2 separate regions of the Mus musculus genome follow, and region 2 is linked to region 1. A link is a loop called in an ENCODE intact Hi-C map of the cell type or tissue named here. Cell type or tissue: left cerebral cortex. All regions are shown on one strand. Each heading gives the region's core, and the rest is flanking DNA. Links, peaks and the distances in the headings are about the cores only.

Evidence for each region. Hi-C counts contacts between places; a loop is a spot of excess contacts. Peaks named below come from ENCODE experiments on the same cell type or tissue, not always from the same donor. Only the 100,000 strongest peaks of a DNase experiment are listed, where the experiment ranks them.
Region 2: it touches region 1 in a loop (14-fold over the local background); 27 of 42 quality-filtered maps call a loop at or near these places.

The regions. Positions count from the first base shown.
Region 1 is chr5:109,991,116-110,001,686 of GRCm38, reverse strand. It overlaps Zfp932 (zinc finger protein 932), which reads right to left and starts at 5,160. Exons shown (of 4, transcript NM_145563.2): 1 at 5,054-5,160. The coding sequence starts at 5,059. In left cerebral cortex, for the core only: no CTCF peak of the experiment used is centred there; a DNase peak (open chromatin) is centred at 5,189; H3K4me3 peaks cover 1,363 bases; H3K27ac peaks cover 628 bases.
Region 2 is chr5:109,919,797-109,930,367 of GRCm38, reverse strand. It overlaps LOC115490200, which reads right to left and starts at 6,915. Exons shown (of 2, transcript XM_030255019.1): 1 at 6,602-6,915. The coding sequence starts at 6,681. It overlaps Gm26808 (predicted gene, 26808), which reads left to right and starts at 6,724. Exons shown (of 3, transcript NR_166631.1): 1 at 6,724-6,898; 2 at 7,023-7,114; 3 at 7,413-7,724. In left cerebral cortex, for the core only: a CTCF peak has its summit at 6,960; DNase peaks (open chromatin) are centred at 3,746, 4,065, 6,152 and 6,777; H3K4me3 peaks cover 1,295 bases; H3K27ac peaks cover 341 bases.

The sequences.
Region 1 (10,571 bases), core at 2,517-7,516:
CTCTGATTCTTTAGCTTGATCTTGAGACTTTTCCTCCTATCAGGTTGCCTTGTCCAATACGAAGGCTTTCACCTTGTCTTTTTCTATCTTGTTCTGCCCTGTTAGGCTGTCCTCTCTTGGAGGTCTGCTCCTTTTTGAAGAGGACACAGGGCAAGGGGGTGTTGGATCTAGGGGAGAGGTGGATAGGTGAAGTGGGAGGGGGTAGCTGCAAAGAGTGTAGGAAGGAAATCTATCTTCAATTTAAAAATTAATATAATATTGCTTAAATGAAAAAGCAAAAAAGGGAAGCAATAATCAACAAAGAAGAGCAAAATAGTGAAGACAGGGACAGTATGATTGTGACAGATACAGTTCTCGTTTTGATTTCGTAGACAGTGACCATCACATAATAGTGTAAAAATATCATCTTGGAGGCTTACTTCTTTCTTATCATAATGTTGACCTAGTCCTGGAAGCCTTTAGCTTGTGTACAATCTTATCTAGGTAGAATATTTTGGGCATCTGAGGCTTAACTGCTGAATAAGGGCTGAGCCACACCACAATTAGAAACACCTTCCCCCCCCCCCCCAAACCCCTCACCCCTGAGGAAATTGGAGGGTCTCTGGTTCACAATGTGATCAAATACCCTGCAACACAGGAGTTCATGATGAGCTCATCTTGGGCCCAGTCTATATCTGTGAAATCAGAAGTTTTGCTCTTAATATGAAATATATATCAAGTAGGAAACAAAATGAGTCATTTTCTTGTGTTAGCTTTCACTAGTTTGAAATGTGGAATTACAATGCTTCTCACTTCATTTCAAACGAATAAGCTTGATTGTTGTTAAGAAAGAACAATGTTTAAATAACTAGTCAATAAAAATAAATATGTGATGTTGTACAAAACTCCTGCATTAATTATAATAATGTAGCAATTTTGTACAATTAAAAATAAAAAGCAATGTATAAAATTGTTAAATATTTAAACACATTCTCTAAAGCAAAAATGAAAGTGTTACCATCTAAGTTACTTAATGCAGAGACATCACAGAGATGAGTCAGTTATTTAAGACTATTGTTCAATTGTAATGTATCATCACTATTTAAATTCAAGCAAAACAGTCAGTCTGTTTCTTAATCTCATTTTTACTTTTTCATGCAGTATGACTCATAGGCAGAAAGCTCTCATGCCATCCAAATACAGCCACTCTCTGCATTTGTACAGTATACTATAATACCACATTTGCTTCCCATCTATAACAACTCTTGCTACAGAAAGCTTGATATTTCATTTCTCTTCTGCACATAATGTTCTAAATAAACATTAGAAAAACACTTTGAGGAGATTGCTTCAGCTAGATTCTGTTCTTTCTGCCTTTCTGTAGGAATTTGGCAGGAATTTGACATTGAGCTAGGACATGGAAGTAGGCTCAGAAAGGAATATATACATTTGGGCTAATACAAAGCTCCAGGTAAACTCAGCCAAGGATTGTGTGGCATTCCTTTATCTTGGTCATCCTGATAAGCCCCTAAAAGCAAAGATCTGGCTGGCCAGTAGTGGCCCACGCCTTTAATCCCAGCACTTGGGAGGCAGAGGCAGGCAGATTTCTGAGTTGGAGGCCAGCCTGGTCTACAGAGTGAGTTCCAGGATAGCCAGGGCTACACAGAGAAACCCTGTCTTGAAAACAAACAAACAAAACAACAACAACAAAAACCCCCAACCCCGCCACCCCCCCCCCAAAAAAAAAGAAAAAGAAAAAGAAAAAGAAAAAGAAAAGAAGCAAGGATCCCTGGATTCGCTTATTGTCTTGTTCTGTCCTTGACCTAGAACTGACCTTATTATTTGTATGTATTTAAAATGGTATTAAAGCAGGCTTTAGAAAAACAAACCCCCAGGGTGGTGGTGGCACAAGCCTTTAATCCCACTTTAATGCCACTTGGGAGGCAGATGGACTCTGAGTTCGAGGCCAGCCTGGTCTACAAAGTGAGTTCCAGGACAGCCAGAGCTAAACAGGGAAACCCTGTCTTGAAAAAACAAAAAAAACCAACCAACCAATGAAACAAAAACAAACAAACAAACCCGCCTCAGCCTAAGCAATGGCTGGACTCATGTTACAGTGTTGTCTAATTGCAGTCTTCTTGTCCGTCCTCACTCTCCCTTGATATACTGCTAACTGACTGAGCTGGCTTGGTCACCCTTCATTTTCTATTGCTACCTGCAAGGTAGAGATGATGGTGTAAGTTCTCATACCCACCTGACAATAAGCATACAATAAAGATTAAAATTATATGGGAAAAGAAATAGGTTGAGAATGCTTAAGCTGTAATTCCATGTCCTTCTAGGACCAATATAGCATGGACTGAGAGTCTTTACAAGTACTTAGTCCTTAACCATTGCTATTGTCTTCATTCCTTTAGCACAAGGTCCCCTTGAGGCACCCAGCTATTCCTCAACAAATGAGCCTAGAGGTAATTCTCATATTTAGGCTACCATGAATACAACTGCAATGAACATGAGGATTCATAATACTAATTTCAAGTTCATGGAAACTATATTGAGAAGACTGCTGGGATCCATGGCAATTCTGTCATTTATGAGAACTCCGTAGAATGGGGTTGCTTGGGTGTAGGTATTATGCCAAATATATCAGAATACATACATTAAATATGTGCAATTTTATATCAACTAGAACACAACATGGTCTAAACTAATTTTAGTTGATACCTATGGAAAAATCCCAAAATACTGCTATCAGAATTTATTGCTAATACACAATCCTGTGTCACATACATATCATTGTTCAATTCTGGACAATGTTTTATTTGAACTCTTTTTGTTTTCTCAATTAAGTTAAACTTAGTGAGGTATCATTTATGTGATACTAGAAATGTATTCTGTGTCACTAAAGTCTATGCTAAAGTCCTCTGTCTATGGCTTTGTACATTATTTCAAACCAGTTTAAGTTTCACACATTTACAACTATAAACAACACCATTATGGTGATATTTGTTTGTTTGTTTTTTTAAAGAGAGGAAAAAGAAGAAACCATAAAGTAGCAAAGACCAGCTACAGTGATTAAGGCTAAAGAGGAGCCAGACTAGGATGGATTTTGCATTCCACATATGCTGCCACCCTTAAGTCTCTTTTAGGTTCAGGTTCCAGGTTAAGTTTTGAACAACTTAAATACAGACTGGAGACTGCAAGTCTAGCCACTAAAACATATGGGAAATTTGCACAGCAAGCATATTCCGGGATCATTTCTTAAGGACACCAGTGCCCTACCACAGCAGGTTAGTGACAGTGTCCTAAGTGGAAGGTTCCAGATGATGAAAAACATCAGAAAAGGAAAAGGTAGAGAGTATAAAAGCTGGGGTGGGGAGGTCTTACACAAGCTATGGCTTATGCTAAGTCAGCTTCTTAAGAATACCATCTTGTACACGATTGACATGAGGGAAAGGGAAGGAGATGGGAGACACCTCTGAAGTCAGCAGAAAGATGAAGAAAGTAGGAAGTCCACAGAAACATCAGACAATGGGACACACTCAGGAGAAGGCTAATCAAACACTGCTGCACAAGGGACAACTCAGTGTATCTCAAAAACATTTCTGACCAAACTTCTAGTGGCCTTGGAACTGATAACCACAGCCCCATATGGTGGGAAGTTGTGCTCTCAGTATCTGATTCAACCCCTCCCAAAGGCCCTGCCCCAGACCATTCCCAGCTCCCAAGCACATTCCTGAATTTAGAGAAGGAGCTCTGCAAATGCACCCAAGAGTAGGAGATGTCAGGAAAGAATCAGACTCGGGGCTGAAATCAAACAAATAGAAACAAAAAGAACTCTATACAGAATCAACAAAACCAGGACCTGTTTCTTTGAGAAAATCAACTAGAAAAACCAGACTAACCAGAGGGCACAGAGACAGTATCCTAATTAATAAAATCAGAAAAATAAAATCAGAAATGAAAAGGAGGATATAACAGTGAAATATATCTTAAAATAATTATTCTCTTTTAAAAATGTTAACAATTGAAAATATTAAAATCATTTTCTACAAAACAAAAACAAAAAAAACAAAGTAAAGGAGCCCTGTTTTCTCTCTATACCCATGGCCTCAGGGAAAGCTCCCAAGGACTAGGCCCAGGCTGTGACTGGCTCTGGGTTTCAGAAGGAGCTGTGTCCTGCTCCAGACATGGGGACCTCAGGGAAACTGTAGCTGGATCAGGCTTGCACTCAATAAAACAGTCTTGTCTTCTCTTGTCTTTTCTTTTCTTTTTTCCCTTTTCACATGGCTGTCACTATGTGTCATCTTGCCAATGTGTCAGAACTACGCTTTTCTCAAGAAGAAAAGAAAAAAAGTAAGAAAAGTAAGAAGAAAAGTAAGGCACACCAGGCCTTACTGTAGATTGTGATCCTGTAATGCCCCATTGAGCAGCTGGTTAGAGGCCTGCTCTTTGATATGGAGACGGGCCTAGATGCTTACTGTAAATCAAGTTTGATTCCTTTGTTGTGGTTAGGAGCCATATTTCTGGGCAATCCTGGTGCATATGTATTATAGCATCCTAAACTCTAACTGCCCTGGTTAGCACATTACTTATCTGTGGGATATGTTACAGGCAGTGCACCCTCAGCTAAATTCTACTTGCTGTGACTTACTATTCGCTAAGCTTTAGTAAATCCTTTACATCATAAATTCTACTCTTTTACATCACAGCTTGATAGTGGATTGCTACCCAGCACAAGAGATGCCTTTTACAATCTCCACAAAGTTAACTCCAAATGGATTGTCCACCTTAATGTCAAATGCTAACAACAGAATTTGTAGAATCTAGGACTCTCTGAGTTTGGAATAACGCCAAAGATCTCGCTACACACCGGCCAAATGCTCTGCACAGATGCAGCCCCCACAGTGAAGTTATTCAGAGGCTACAGCTGGGTCCCGCGAGTGGCTAGGACCTCAGGGGACACCGCACATGGCCGCTGATTCCCAATGAGTCCCGGGAAAGACCCACCGCAGCAGATCGCGCTGCTCAGACCCCTGCTTCTCCCCATTGTTTTCAGTGACCCTGTACTCACCACCATGTCACAACTTCCAAGCTTGCCTGAGCACCCTCCACAGCATCCAGCGGCAGGACAGAGAGCACAGCATAAGGGACCATTCAAGCCTGCTCAGCTACTAAGGGAAACCGGCCCAAGGTATCCGGAAAACCCGCCTTCCCCTCTGACTGGCAGGTCCGCGTAGAGGCTCTGATTGGCCAGTAAGTCTTGAGTGACTCGAGCACCTCCTTTAGGGTTAGGGTGTGCTGAATGTACACAGTGCAGAGGTTCTCAGCCCTAGCTTCAAGTCCAGTGCCTGACTTTTTCCAGATCTACAGGGATTTGTATTTCTGTAGTATTTGTGCCTGTCCTCCGATAGCCTACCCATCTGTCTCCCCGCGCAGCCCCAGGGAGGCTCCACTACTCCACCTGCCGCTGCTCAGCCGCTTGCTTCTCCCCTAGGTGGGCAGTAACCCTGTGATCACCAGGTCTTGACTTCAGCCTGAGCTTCCCTCCCTCTGTAGGCTGTTTGCCTTCTTACTCCTGGAATCAAGGTAGGGAGCTTGCATAGCCCATTACTCAACTTGCAGGGGAGTTATCAATCTGTCCCATAAGCGGAAGGGTGCACAAGATACTAACAATCCAAGACAGATTTTGGGTAACAATAGTTTATAGAAATTAATAGGCTTACTAATTTATCACCCGCGCCCCCCAGTTCTGACACTTCGCTTTGTCCTCAGCCCCTAAACATCTTTCAGCATACATGATCACTTGTTAAAAAGTTCATCAAAAGTTTACACAGAAAATTAAATCATAAACTGAAATAGAAGTTTACAACAGAGAATGTTTACAGGCATGTGAGGAGCGGCCCGGGACTGCAGCTAAGTCTTATGACTTGCACCTGACTTCCTCATACACCTGAAAATAAGCCATGACCATCGACCATCGTGAGAGCAGGTGCACCATAATGCTGGCGGTGTAAACAAGTCCATATTTGGTGGAGGCGTGCCCCTGCTGCCCCCATTGGCTGAAGCTGCATGCCTGGTGAGGTGGCTTGGCCTGCCTTGAGTGGATGGGGGCTGAGAGTATATAAGCAGACCTCCCTGGGTTCCCAAGGTCCCCTTAGCAGCATCGAGGTGTTCCTGCAATAAAGGCTGTTGGGAAGAATCCAACCGTGTTGTGTCTTCCTTGCCGGCCGAGGTGGGCACAACACAGGCATATCCATTAGGAGTGATTATCTGGCTAAACATCCATCACTTGTCTCAGATCCACAGGTTCACAGAAGGCTTAAAACCATAACTAAGTTATAAGTGAAGTTCTGTATAGATAAACCCAGTCAGTATTTTACCTTCTGTCCTAGCTCCTATAATAAATCATTAGTTCCCTTTGGTCATTTTTTTTTTTTTTTAACAACCTCTTGGAATGTGCTCTGAGTAGGAGAAAGTCTGGTTACTATCTAAGAGCATTTAACTGGTGACATTTGAGGGACTGGCAGAGTTCTCGTTGAAACTTTGATTATCAGGAAAGGACTTAATAGCAGTCCCATTATAAAAGAGCTTAATAATCACAAATATAATTTTAGGAATTATTATAGGATCATCATTAAGACTTTAGTCATCTATTTGTCTATATAGCATCTCTACAAGAGAGTGCATCTCCGTGGATCTGCAGAGATCTGCTCCAGAGGGGTGTGCTGCTACTTAGTGGTAGTTATATATGTTTATTAATAACAGGGAAAGCATATTAATAGCAGGAGACTTTCCTAAAATGAGTCCCTCACAGCCTTGCTTAGTGAGGGCTCACCTGTCAAAGATTATATAATAATCCGAGGCAGGACACTTCAGGATGATCACCTGCTAGTTTTTAGCTTGTCCCATTATGGCTCCTGACACAGTGGGGCTGAGGTTGTATAAGAGGTCCAGGACATGCACAAAGCTGTCCAGATAAGATCCCCTTATCTATACACTCTACAGCACTGCAGATGTGTGCTAGCACATCTTTGCTCTCAAAACATAGTGTTTTTTAAATTGGAATTACCTTTAATCTTTCATTTAGCTTAAAGAGGTAAGGTAGTCGTTTTTTCTTGGGACAAACATTAATTTCATGTTTTCTAAGAACTAAACAAATTTTCACTTTCAAATTTTAAATGATTTACTTAAGAGGTCATGTTCTGTGATCCACTGTGTTCATTTTGTGCTTCCTTCCATGTCTTGGCAGCAGGTTGCTCTGAGTATAGGAACTTATGCCATGTTTTTCTTTAATTTTATTCTTTATATATTTTCTGAAGATGAGAAGGTGGAATGTTTTATGTTTGGAATGCTTGTTTGCAAGATGACTTTGTCCTTACACATTACATAATATGGATGAAGAAAAATGAGCAACTACTTAATTTTTATCAATTAAATATCTTCATATATACACTGCTCCCCACTCCATCATTAGCTATAGATAAGAAATGAAAAGATTTTACTTTGTCTAGAGTAGAAGAATGTAAACCAACATCCTCAATATAGTATTGGTTACAGTGCTGATTACAACCATCATATATTTGTTAAAATTTGCAAAAAAGAGAACTTTGTGACTTTTAATATCACAAAGGATGCCTTATGTAAAAGAAATTTCCTTACCCTACCTAAAAATTTTGAGCCCTAACAGTACATTTAAGCCCCCTTTTTTTCTGTTTGTCAGTAAATAGCTAGTAGGCAAGCCTAAGTTATTGAGAACCTAAATCATTAAACACCATCAAATAGAAAAATACCTACGACAGTATCCTGCATACAGGTAGGCTATCTGCACCAAGTTACATTATAACATGATCTATTGTCCACATGAGATAGTGACCTTTACTGGTTTTCCATAGTGCAATAAAATAAGCAAAATGCTCTTGTATGAATACTAATGTCATAAAGGAATCTGTTTTCTCCAGAAAGAGACACACATTAAAGACAGAATTTAGTGCATGTCAGTGCTTTGAAAGAGGGTTGGAGTCCTTCCCTCTCAGGGTCTCAATGCAGCTCACCACCTGCTATTTACTAGCATGGAAACAGCAGCAGACAGGATAAGGTTCAGCAAGTGGTGAAGGATACTTTCAGTTGGTAATATGAAATTTAGGTACCCAGAGGCCTGACTGCTCTTCCAAGTCCTGAGTTTTATTCTAGCAACCACATGGTGGCTCAAAGCCATCTGTAATGGGACCTGATGCCCTCTTCTGGTATGTGTCTGAAGACAGCTACAGTGTTCATATAAATAAAATAAATAAATAGTATTAAAAATTAAAAAATTGTAAATACAACTTATACTTAAAATGCAAGATTACACAGAATCCTGAAATATGTAAATAAGAACATCAAAGACAGAAAAGCCAGAGGAGCCACTCAGCTAGGGATGTAAGAATTTCCATTAAATATGCCAGAAAGATTTCTGACAGGACCCTGATATAGCTATCTCTTGTGAGGCTATGCCAGTGCCTGGCAAATACAGAAGTGGATGCTCACAGTCATCTATTGGATGGAACAAAGGGCCCCTAATGAAGGGGCTAGAGAAAGTACCCAAGGAGCTAAATGGGTCTGCAACTCTATAGGAGGAACAACAATATGAACTAAGCAGAACCCCTCAGAGCTGTGTCTCTAGTTGCATATGTAGCAGAGGATGGCCTAGTCAGCCATCAATGGGAGGAGAGGCCCTTGGTCTTGCGAAGATCATATGCCCCATTAAGGGGAGTGCCAGGGCCAGGAAGCACAGTGGGTGGGTTGGGGAGCATGGCAGGGGATGGGGGAGGAGGGTATAGGGGACATTCGTAATAGCATTTGAAATGTAAATGAAGAAAATAGCTAATAAAAAAATTTCCAGGGCTGGAGAGATGGCTCAGTGGTTAAGAGCACCCACTGCTCTCCCGAAGGTCCTGAGTTCAAATCCCAGCAACCACATGGTGGCTTAAAACCACCAGGAAATTGGTTGATGTAGGTTAAATAGACCAGTCCTTGTTTGGTGTATTTCCAATATTTAACTGGCTCATTGTCTCAGCTCAAAGATGCTTACTTAGCAAGTTGTGAGGTACGTAATGAGATCTGACATCCTCTTCTGGTGCATCTGAAGATAGCTACTTAGATATAATATTAAATAAATCTTTAAAAAAGTAAAAAAACAAAAAAAAACAAAAAAAAAAAACCAACCAACCAAACAAACAAAAAACCCCTAAAGGACAGTTGTTGATCACCTACACAAACAATGTTAAAGAAAAGTAAATGAAAAAGAAAAATTTAAAAAAATCCATTAAAATCATAAACTGTTCTTAAAGTCAGATGATTTATACCTTTGATTTATAGGAACCATAGCCCTTTTGGTGTATGAGGCTTAGATATATGCCTAAGATCCAATTTTGTGGTCATTATATTTGCCTTATGATATTTACATAGAAAGCATATTAGCTCCTTTCACTCAATTGTAAATCCTATAGAGGTCTTCATCATTCCTTTTCCATACTGTGATTATATAAAAAGTCTCCTCATTTATCTCGAAGGCACATTTGTTATATGTGTTGTGCACTACTTTTTTCACTTAAGCTTGAGAAGGTCAGTTGGCTGGGACTGGGGCAGTGCAGAGCTTGTGCAAGCCTGGGGTCCTGTTGGCCAGATGTTCCATGCAGCACAGCAGACACTGACCCACAGCATCTCCCCTCACACATGGAATACATTGTTTTAAAAAACAGAGGAAATTACCCTTAACTCATGAGTCTCTTAATTATACATATAAATGGATGAAAATGAGCCCCTAAAAGTGTCCTAGAGGATTTTTACCACGTTTACATAAATAAAGCTTAACTATTTTTTAAGTTTAGCATGTAGAGGATTTTTATTCTCATGAATCACCTTTCAAGGGGAAAGTCCATACATTACTTTTAATAGTATATCTTAGATTGTCTTAAGATCACAGACAGTAGAACACAGTTCAATTCAGTGGGTCAAACAGCTGGAAACACATGATTATATGGATTCAGCTGCTTCTAAGAAAGAGGAGAAGCAATTGATAATAAATATTTGGGGACAATAATCGCATAAAGCAATATACACCTATTACACAGGGAAATATAACTAAATCAACCAACAATAGAGACAGAAACTGTCAGAAAGACCTAATCTGTTCTGCAACAAAAGTTCAGCATTGGTGTAAAGCTTTTTTTTTTTTTTTTTTTTCGAGACAGGGTTTCTCTGTGTAGCCCTGGCTGTCCTGGAACTCACTCTGTAGACCAGGATGACCTTGAACTCAGAAATCTGTCTGCCTCTGCCTCCCAAGTGCTGAGATGAAAGATTTGCGCCATCACTGCCTGGCTGGTGTATAGCATCTTTAAAAGGCAGGAGAACAGACAAACAAATAAAACTCTCTGTCTGACAAACACCAATCAGCAGGCAAAACAATCATAATTTTATTTCAAACTACACACTGGGACCATGTTGTGCATGCTCATGAGCTGTCTGTATTTCATCAAGTTCTACTGTTCTCTGTGACAGTGAAATAAGTAACTAGAGTGAGACCCTAACTTCAGATGCTCTACTCTGGA
Region 2 (10,571 bases), core at 2,101-7,100, 71 kb after region 1:
CTGCTTTCAAACATGAGTGCTTCCTTCTTTTTTTTTTTTTTTTTTTAAAGATTTATTTATTATATGTAAGTACACGGTAGCTGTCTTCAGACACTCCAGAAGAGGGAGTCAGATCTCGTTACGGATGGTTGTGAGCCACCATGTGGTTGCTGGGATTTGAACTCCGGACCTTTGGAAGAGCAGTCGGGTGCTCTTACCCACTGAGCCATCTCACCAGCCCCGAGTGCTTCCTTCTAAAACGAACTTTATCTTCATTTTAGCAAACATGTGTACTAAGGGCTGAGCCACACCACAATTAGAAACACCTTCCCTCCCCCCACAAAACCGCTCACCCCTGAGTAAATTGGAGGGTCTCTGGTTCACAATGTGATCAAATACCCTGCAACATAGGAGTTCATGATGAGCTCATCTTGGGCCCAGTCTATATCTGTGAAATCAGAAGTTTTGCTCTTAATATGAAATATATATCAAGTAGGAAACAAAATGAGTCATTTTCTTGTGTTAGCTTTCACTAGTTTGAAATGTGGAATTACAATGCTTCTCACTTCATTTCAAACGAATAAGCTTGATTGTTGTTAAGAAAGAACAATGTTTAAATAACTAGTCAATAAAAATAAATATGTGATGTTGTACAAAACTCCTGCATTAATTATAATAATGTAGCAATTTTGTACAATTAAAAATAAAAAGCAATGTATAAAATTGTTAAATATTTAAACACATTCTCTAAAGCAAAAATGAAAGTGTTACCATCTAAGTTACTTAATGCAGAGACATCACAGAGATGAGTCAGTTATTTAAGACTATTGTTCAATTGTAATGTATCATCAGTATTTAAATTCAAGCAAAACAGTCAGTCTGTTTCTTAATCTCATTTTTACTCTTTTATGCAGTATGACTCATAGGCAGAAAGCTCTCATGCCATCCAAATACAGCCACTCTCTGCATTTGTACAGTATACTATAATACCACGTTTGCTTCCCATCTATAACAACTCTTGCTACAGAAAGCTTGATATTTCATTTCTCTTCTGCACATAATGTTCTAAATAAACATTAGAAAAACACTTTGAGGAGATTGCTTCAGCTAGATTCTGTTCTTTCTGCCTTTCTGTAGGAATTTGGCAGGAATTTGACATTGAGCTAGGACATGGAAGTAGGCTCAGAAAGGAATATATACATTTGGGCTAATACAAAGCTCCAGGTAAACTCAGCCAAGGATTGTGTGGCATTCCTTTATCTTGGTCATCCTGATAAGCCCCTAAAAGCAAAGATCTGGCTGGCCAGTAGTGGCCCACGCCTTTAATCCCAGCACTTGGGAGGCAGAGGCAGGCAGATTTCTGAGTTGGAGGCCAGCCTGGTCTACAGAGTGAGTTCCAGGACAGCCAGGGCTACACAGAGAAACCCTGTCTTGAAAAAACCAAAAAAACCAACCAACCAATGAAACAAACAAACAAACAAACAAACAAACCCGCTTCAGCATAAGCAATGGCTGGACTCATGTTACAGTGTTGTCTAATTGCAGTCTTCTTGTCCGTCCTCACTCTCCCTTGATATACTGCTAACTGACTGAGCTGGCTTGGTCACCCTTCATTTTCTATTGCTACCTGCAAGGTCGAGATGATGGTGTAAGTTCTCATATCCACCTGACAATAAGCGTACACTAAAGATTAAAATTATATGGGAAAAAGAAATAGGTTGACAATGCTTAAGCTGTAATTCCATGTCGTTCTAGGACCAATATAGCACGGACTGTGAGTCTTTACAAGTACTTAGTCCTTAACCATTGCTATTGTCTTCATTCCTGTAGCACAAGGTCCCCTTGAGGCACCCAGCTCTTCCTCAACAAATGAGCCTAGAGGTAGTTCTCATATTTAGGCTACCATGAATACAGCTGCAATGAACATGAGGATTCATAATACTAATTTCAAGTTCATGGAAACTATACTGAGAAGACTGCTGGGATCCATGGCAATTCTGTCATTTATGAGAACTCCGTAGAATGGGGTAGCTTGGGTGTAGGTATTATGTCCAAATGTATCAGGATACATACATTAAATATGTGCAATTTTATATCAACTAGAACACAACATGGTCTAAACTAATTTTAGTTGATACCTATGGAAAATCCCAAAATACTGCTATCAGAATTTATTGCTAATACACAATCCTGTGTCACATACATATTCATTGTTCAATTCTGGACAATGTTTTATTTGAACTCTTTTTGTTTTCTCAATTAAGTTAAACTTAGTGAGGTATCATTTATGTGATACTAGAAATGTATTCTGTGTCACTAAAGTCTATGCTAAAGTCCTCTGTGTATGGCTTTGTACATTATTTCAAACCAGTTTAAGTTTCACACATTTACAACTATAAACAACACCATTATGGTGATGTTTGTTTTTTTTTTAAGGGGGGGGGAATGTTGGATATGTTTAATTTGCAGCATAAACTCAAACCAATCTAAAGAAAACTCCTAACGGCGAAGCTGATTCCAAAGCTACCTGCCATGTGAAAACCTCAGAATTGTCACTAGGATTATGGAGAAATAGTTCACATTTTGACACAATGTAAAGTCCACCCATACTTATCACAGAGCTACAACAATCAAAACTTTACAACATTTGTGAAAAATAATGAGATGTAGAGAAAAAAGCCAAGAACATAAGCCCCAAATTATAGACAAGCTTCAATCAAAAGACCTAAGGAAACTCAGCCAGGAAACATGTGAACATGACTAATATTACCAATGATTGCATGTGTATACAAATAGAATAAACACAGACTTCACAACTCCCACAAAAATAACACAAAGTGACCCCTAATTGGTACATTTCTGACCCTCCAGCCACTACTGACCTCACTTCCAAACAGAGGCTCTAGAGCTCTCTCTGTATGGAGGTCATCAGAAAGCTGGGCTAGGGCTCTGCCGCACCTAATGCCCCTTGTGATCTCACACAAACCCAGCCTCAGTGAGCCCACCCACAAACCAAGGTTGAAGAATAGTTTAATGTCTGCCTCCTGCCACGAGGATTATAGCATATGATGTAGATTCTGCCCTACCCACCTGCACACCACCATGCACATTTGAAAATCCTCTGCATCTCAGAAACTCCTTTTGGACCCTGGAACTGAATATCTCTGAATCACTCCATTCATTGTGACTGGTGATAGTGGAGAGGAAAACGGATTTTAATCAAATATAACTGACTGATGATCCCCATAACCTCATCTCTACCAGTTTCTAAACTATTTGTAAAATATATCACACCAAACTGAATTTGCAATGCAATGTTCAGCACTTCTAGAAACCAGATTTTCAGTTTTGAAATCTGTCTTCTGCACACCAAAAGCACTGCCTGTGTGACACCGGGCAACCCAGCTTCCTATGCCCAGAGCTGCAGAACCTCCTCCACCCAGGGAACCCACACTCAGGCAGGCTCAGAGGCCAAGACCCTTTGCCCAGGCCACCACATGGACCAAAAGAACCACAGTCTGGTTCCCAGTCAATCACAGTCCAATCAGATTGGACTCTGATTGTTTAGCCAACTTGTTCTTCCTGGTGGCTGCCACAATCACAGTGGCATGGTTTGTTTTCTCCCTCACAGCTAGCTGATGAACTGCATCAGAGGAGAATTTGGAAGGAACCTGCAAACTACCTCCCACTGTGCTCCTCCTGATTGCTAGGCTGCCCAGAGGACAGACAGTAGCAGCTCTCCTACTGCAGGAGTAGAGATGAAATGACTCAGACAGCACAGGCCTTCCCAGCTCTCCCCTTCCACCCCACCCCAGGGGCAGACAGAGCCCTAGTATGGTAAATGTGTATTTTATTAGAATCTTCTACTCTCCCAGGTGTGGACAGCTTTTGGTATCACTTTTAGGAAAATTGCAAGAATATTTGACACTGGGCTAGGACAAGGAAGTAAGCTCAAAACAAACAAACAAACAAAAATACAGCTGAGGAATGTGTTCCTCCTGCCTTCTCATATCTTGATCATCTTGATAAGACCTGAATTCAATGAGCAAGGGAACTTTGTTTGCACCTTTTTTCTTCCTTGACTCCTATGTTTATGCTTAGAACTGACCCTAGTCTTCTATGTACCCAGGCAGTCAAGATGGGTCAGGGTCTGTTGGCAGATTTCCCAGCCTGATGAGGCATGGAACAATAAAAGGGGGTACACCTGAGGCTAAAGGGAGGTATCTTTGGATAAGAACAGATATTCTATTTACGTTTCAGGAAACTGTTTCTGTAAGTTTGTAGCTTTGCTTTCTATGGTATTGTGGGGTATAAAAAGAATACAAAAATAAACTCAAGGCTCTGGTTGCTGCTGGCTGCTGCTGCAGCAGTACTCCCAGCAGTCTTCCCAAATCTAACTCTTGGCTTTGCATCTTCTTTCTGCCTTTCCTACCTTTAATCCTTGCTCTGGGCATCAGAGACTGTTTGACTCCTGCTGGGGGATCCAGTACAAGGACAGAAACTAGACTCAAGGATCTCTTTCTCCTCCATCCCTGTTTCTCTCCTGTCTGCTGTTAGGGGGTGAAACAGTTGCGGGGGTCACGGAAGGGGATTAAGGGAGGGGAAAAGAAGAAACCATAAAGTAGCAAAGACCAGCTACACTGATTAAGGCTAAAAGAGGAGCCAGACTAGGACGGATTTTGCCTTCCACATATGCTGCCACCCTTAAGTCTCTTTTAGGTTCAGGTTCCAGGTTAAGTTTTGAACAACTTAAATACAGACTGGAGACTGCAAGTCTAGCCACTAAAACATATGGGAAATTTACACAGCAAGCATATTCCAGGATCATTTCTTAAGGACACCAGTGCCCTAACACAGCAGGTTAGTGACAGTGTCCTAAGTGGAAGGTTCCAGATGATGAAAAACATCAGAAAAGGAAAAGGTAGAGAGTATAAAAGCTGGAGTGGGGAGGTCTTACACAAGCTATGGCTTATGCTAAGTCAGCTTCTTAAGAATACCATCTTGTACACAATTGACATGAGGGAAAAGGGAGGAGATGGGAGACACCTCTGAAGTCAGCAAAAAGATGAAGAAAGTAGGAACTCCACAGAAACATCAGACAATGGGACACACTCAGGAGAAGGCTAATCAAAAACTTCTGCACAAGAGAAAACTCAGTGTTTCTTAAAAACATTTCTGACCAAACTTTTAGTGGCCTTGGAACTGATAACCACAGCCCCATATGGTGGGAATTTGTGCTCTCAGAATCTGATTCAACTCCTCCCAAAGCCCTGGCCCCAGACCATTACCAGCTCTCCCAAGCACATTCCTGAATTTAGAGGAGGAACTCTGCAAATACACCCAAGAGGAATAGATGTCAGGAAAGAGTCAAACTCAGGGCTGAAATCAAACAAATAGAAACAAAAAGAACTATATACAGAATCAACAAAACCAGGACCTGTTTCTTTGAGAAAATCAACTAGATAAACCAGACTAACCAGAGGGCACAGAGACAGTATCCTAATAAAATCAGAAATTAAAAGGAGGATATAACAGTGAAATATATCTTAAAATAATTATTCTCTTTTAAAAATATTAACAATTGAAAATATTAAAATCATGTTCTACAAAAAAAAAAAAAAAAAAAAACAAACAAAAAACGAAGTAAAGGAGCGCTGTTTTCTCTCTATACCCACGGCCTCAGGGAAAGCTCCCAAGGTCTAGGCCCAGGCTGTGACTGGCTCTGGGCTTCAGAAGGAGCTGTACTGTTCCAGACTTGGGGACCTCAGGGAAAGTGTAGCTGGATCAGGCTTGCACTCAATACACCAGTCTTGTCTTCTCTTTTCTTTTCTTTTTCCCCTTTTCACATGGCTGTCACTATGTGTCATCTTGCCAATGTGTCAGAACTATGCTTTTCTCAAGAAGAAAACAGAACCTTTATGGCTCACCAGGCCTTACTGTAGATTGTGATCCTGTAAAGCCCCATTGAGCAGCTGGTTAGAGGCCTGCTCTTTGATATGGAGACGGGCCTAGATGTTTGCTATAAATCAAGTTTGATTCCTTTGTTGTGGTTAGGAGCCATATTTCTGGGCAATCCTGGTGAACAAGCATGTGTATCCTAGCATCCTAACTCTAACTGCCCTGGTTAGCATATTACTTATCTGTGGGATGTGTTACAGGCAGTGCACCCTCAGCTAAATGCTACTTGCTGTGACTTACTATTCGCTAAGCTTTAGTAAATCCTTTACATCATAAATTCTACTCTTTTACATCACAGCTTGATAGTGGATTGCTACCCAGCACAAGAGATGCCTTTTACAATCTCCACAAAGTTAACTCCAAATGGATTGTTCACCTTAATGTCAAATGCTAACAACAGAATTTGTAGAATCTAGGACTCTCTGAGTTTGGGATCACGCCAAAGATCTCGCTACAAACCGGCCAAATGCTCTGCACAGATGCAGCCCCCACAGTGAAGTTATTCAGAGGCTACAGCTGGGTCCCGCGAGTGGCTAGGACCTCAGGGGACACCGCACATGGCCGCTGGCTGATTCCCAATGAGTCCCGGGAAAGACCCACCGCAGCAGATCGCGCTGCTCAGACCCCTGCTTCTCCCCATTGTTTTCAGTGACCCTGTACTCACCATGTCACAACTTCCAAGTTTGCCTGAGCACCCTCCCCAGCATCCAGCGGCAGGACAGAGAGCACAGCATAAGGGACCATTCAAGCCTGCTCAGCTACTAAGTGAAGCCGGCCCAAGGTACCCGGAAAAACCCGCCTTCCCCTCTGACTGGCAGGTCCGCCTAGAGGCTCTGATTGGCCAGTAAGTCTTGAGTGACTCGAGCACCTCCTTTAGGGTTAGGGTGTGCTGAATGTACACAGTGCAGAGGTTCTCAGCCCTAGCTTCAAGTCCAGTGCCTGACTTTTTCCAGATCTACAGGTATTTGTATTTCTGTAGTATTTGTGCCTGTTCTCCGATAGCCTACCCATCTGTCTCCCCGCGCAGCCCCAGGGAGGCTCCACCACTCCATCTGCCGCTGCTCAGCCGCTTGCTCCTCCCCTAGGTGGGCAGTAACCCTGTGCTGACCAGGTCTTGACTTCAGCCTGAGCTTCCCTCCCTCTGTAGGCTGTTTGTCTTCTTACTCCTGGAATCAAGGTAGGGAGCTTGCATAGCCCACTACTTGAATTGCAGGGAAATTATCAATCTGTCCCACAAGCGGAAGGGTGCACAAGATATTAACAATCCAAGACAGATTTTGGGTAACAATAGTTTATAGAAATTAATAGGCTTATTAATCTATCACCCCCGCCCCCCAGTTCTGACACTTCTCTTTGTCCTCAGCCCTTAAACACCTTTCAGCATACATGATCACATGTTAAAAAGTTCATCAAAGTTTACACAGAAAGTTAAATCATAAACTGAAATAGAAGTTTACAACAGAGAATGTTTACAGGCATGTGAGGAGCGGCCCGGGACTGCAGCTAAGTCTTATGACTTGCACCTGACTTCCTCATACACCTGAAAATAAGCCAGGACCATCATGAGAGCTGCGCAGGTGCACCATAATGCTGGCGGTGTAAACAAGTCCATATTTGGTGGAGGCATGCCCCTGCCGCCCTGATTGGCTGAAGCTGCATGCCTGGTGAGGTGGCTTGGCCTGCCTTGAGTGGATGGGGGCTGAGAGTATATAAGCAGACCTTCCTGGGTTCCCGGGGTCCCAGTAGCAGCATTGAGGTGTTCCTGCAATAAAGGCTGTTGGGAAGAATCCAACCGTGTTGTGTCTTCCTTGCCGGCCGAGGTGGGCACAACACAGGCATATCCATGAGGAGTGATTATCTGGCTAAACACCATCACTTGTCTCAGCTCCACAGGTTCACAGAAGGCTTAAAACCATAACTAAGTTATAAGTGAAGTTCTGTATAGATAAACCCAGTCAGTATTTTACCTTCTGTCCTAGCTCCTATAATAAATCATTAGTTCCCCCCCCCTTTTTTTTTTACAACCTCTTGGAATGTGCTCTGAGTAGGAGAAAGTCTGGTTACTATCTAAGAGCATTTAACTGGTGACATTTGAGGGACTGACAGAGTTCTCGTTGAAATTTTGATTATCAGGAAAGGACTTAATAGCAGTCCCATTATAAAAGAGCTTAATAATCACAAATATAATTTTAGGAATTATTATAGGATCATCATTAAGACTTAAGTCATCTATTTGTCTATACAGCATCTCTACAAGAGAGTGCATCTCCGTGGATCTGCAGAGATCTGCTCCTGAGGGGTGTGCTGCTACTTAGTGGTAGTAATATATGTTTATTAATAACAGGAAAAGCATATTAAAAGCAGGAGACTTACCTAAAATGAGTCCCTCACAGCCTTGCTTAGTGAGGGCTCACCTGTCAAAGATTATATAATAATCCGAGGCAGGTCACTTCAGGATGATCACCTGCTAGTTTTTAGCTTGCTTGTCCCATTATGGCTCCTGACACAGTGGGGCTGAGGTTGTATAAGAGGTCCAGGACATGGACAAAGCTGTCCAGATAAGATCCCCTTATCTCTATACTCTACAGCACTGCAGATGTGTGCTAGCACATCTTTGCTCTCAAAACATAGTGTTTTTTAAATTGGAATTACCTTTAATCTTTCTTTTAGCTTAAAGAGGTAAGGTAGTCGTTTTTTCTTGGGACAAACATTAATTTCATGTTTTCTAAGAACTAAACAAATTTTCACTTTCAAATTTTAAATGATTTACTTAAGAGATCATGTTCTGTGATCCACTGTGTTCATTTTGTGCTTCCTTCCATGTCTTGGCAGCAGGTTGCTCTGAGTATAGGAACTTATGCCATGTTTTTCTTTAATTTTATTCTTTATATATTTTCTGAAGATGAGAAGGTGGAATGTTTTATGTTTGGAACGCTTGTTTGCAAGATGACTTTGTCCTTACACATTACATAATATGGATGAAGAAAAATGAGCAACTACTTAATTTTTATCAATTAAATATCTTCATATATACACTGCTCCCCACTCCATCATTAGCTATAGATAAGAAATGAAAAGATTTTACTTTGTCTAGAGTAGAAGAATGTAAACCAACATCCTCAATATAGTATTGGTTACAGTGCTGATTACAACCATCATATATTTGTTAAATTTTGCAAAAAAGAGAACTATGTGACTTTTAATATCACAAAGGATGCCTTATGTAAAATAAATTTCCTTACCTTACCTAAAAATTTTGAGCCCTAACAGTACATTTAAGCTCCTTTTTTTCTGTTTGTCAGTAAATAGCTAGTAGGCAAGCCTAAGTTATTGAGAACCTAAATCATTAAACACCATCAAATAGAAAAATACCCACGACAGTATCCTGCATACAGGTAGGCTATCTGCACCAAGTTACATTATAACATGATCTAATGTCCACATGAGATAGTGACCTTTACTGGTTTTCCATAGTACAATAAAATAAGCAAAATGCTCTCGTATGAATACTAATGTCATAAAGGAATCTGTTTTCTCCAGAAAGAGACACACATTAAAGACAGAATTTAGTGCATGTCAGTGCTTTGAAAGAGGGTTGGAGTCCTTCCCTCTCAGGGTCTCAATGCAGCTCACCACCTGCTATTTACTAGCATGGAAACAGCAGCAGACAGGATAAGGTTCAGCAAGTGGTGAAGGATATTTTCAGTTGGTAATATGAAATTTAGGTACCCAGAGGCCTGACTGCTCTTCCAAGTCCTGAGTTTTATTCTAGCAACCACATGGTGGCTCAAAGCCATCTGTAATGGGACCTGATGCCCTCTTCTGGTATGTGTCTGAAGACAGCTACAGTGTACTCATATAAATAAAATAAATAAATAATATTAAAAATTAAAAAAATTTAAATACAAGTTATACTTAAAATGCAAGATTATACAGAATTCTGAAATATGTAAATAAGAACATCAAAGACAGAAAAGCCAGAGGAGCCACTCAGCTAGCGATGTAAGAATTTCCATTAAATATGCCAGAAAGATTTTGCTGACAGGACCCTGATATAGCTATCTCTTGTGAGGCTATGCCAGTGCCTGGCAAATACAGAAGTGGATGCTCACAGTCATCTATTGGATGGAACACAGGTCCCCTAATGAAGGGGCTAGAGAGATCTAAATGGGTCTGCAACTCTATAGGAGGAACAACAATATGAACTAAGCAGAACCCCTCAGAGCTGTGTCTCTAGTTGCATAAGTAGCAGAGGATGGCCTAGTCAGCCATCAATGGGAGGAAAGGCCCTTGGTCTTGCAAAGATCATATGCCCCAGTACAGGGGAGTGCCAGGGCCAGGAAGCACAGTGGGTGGGTAGGGAGCATGGGGGGGAGGGTATAGGGGACTTTTGTAATAGCATTTGAAATGTAAATAAAGAAAATATTTAATAAAAAAAATTTCCAGGGCTGAAGAGATGGCTCAGTGGTTAAGAGCACCCACTGCTCTTCCAAAGGTCCTGAGTTCAAATCCCAGCAACCACATGGTGGCTTACAACCACCAGGAAATTGGTTGCGGTAGGTTAAACAGACCAGTCCTTGTTTGGTGTATTTCCAATATTTAACTGGCTCATTGTCTCAGCTCAAAGATGCTTA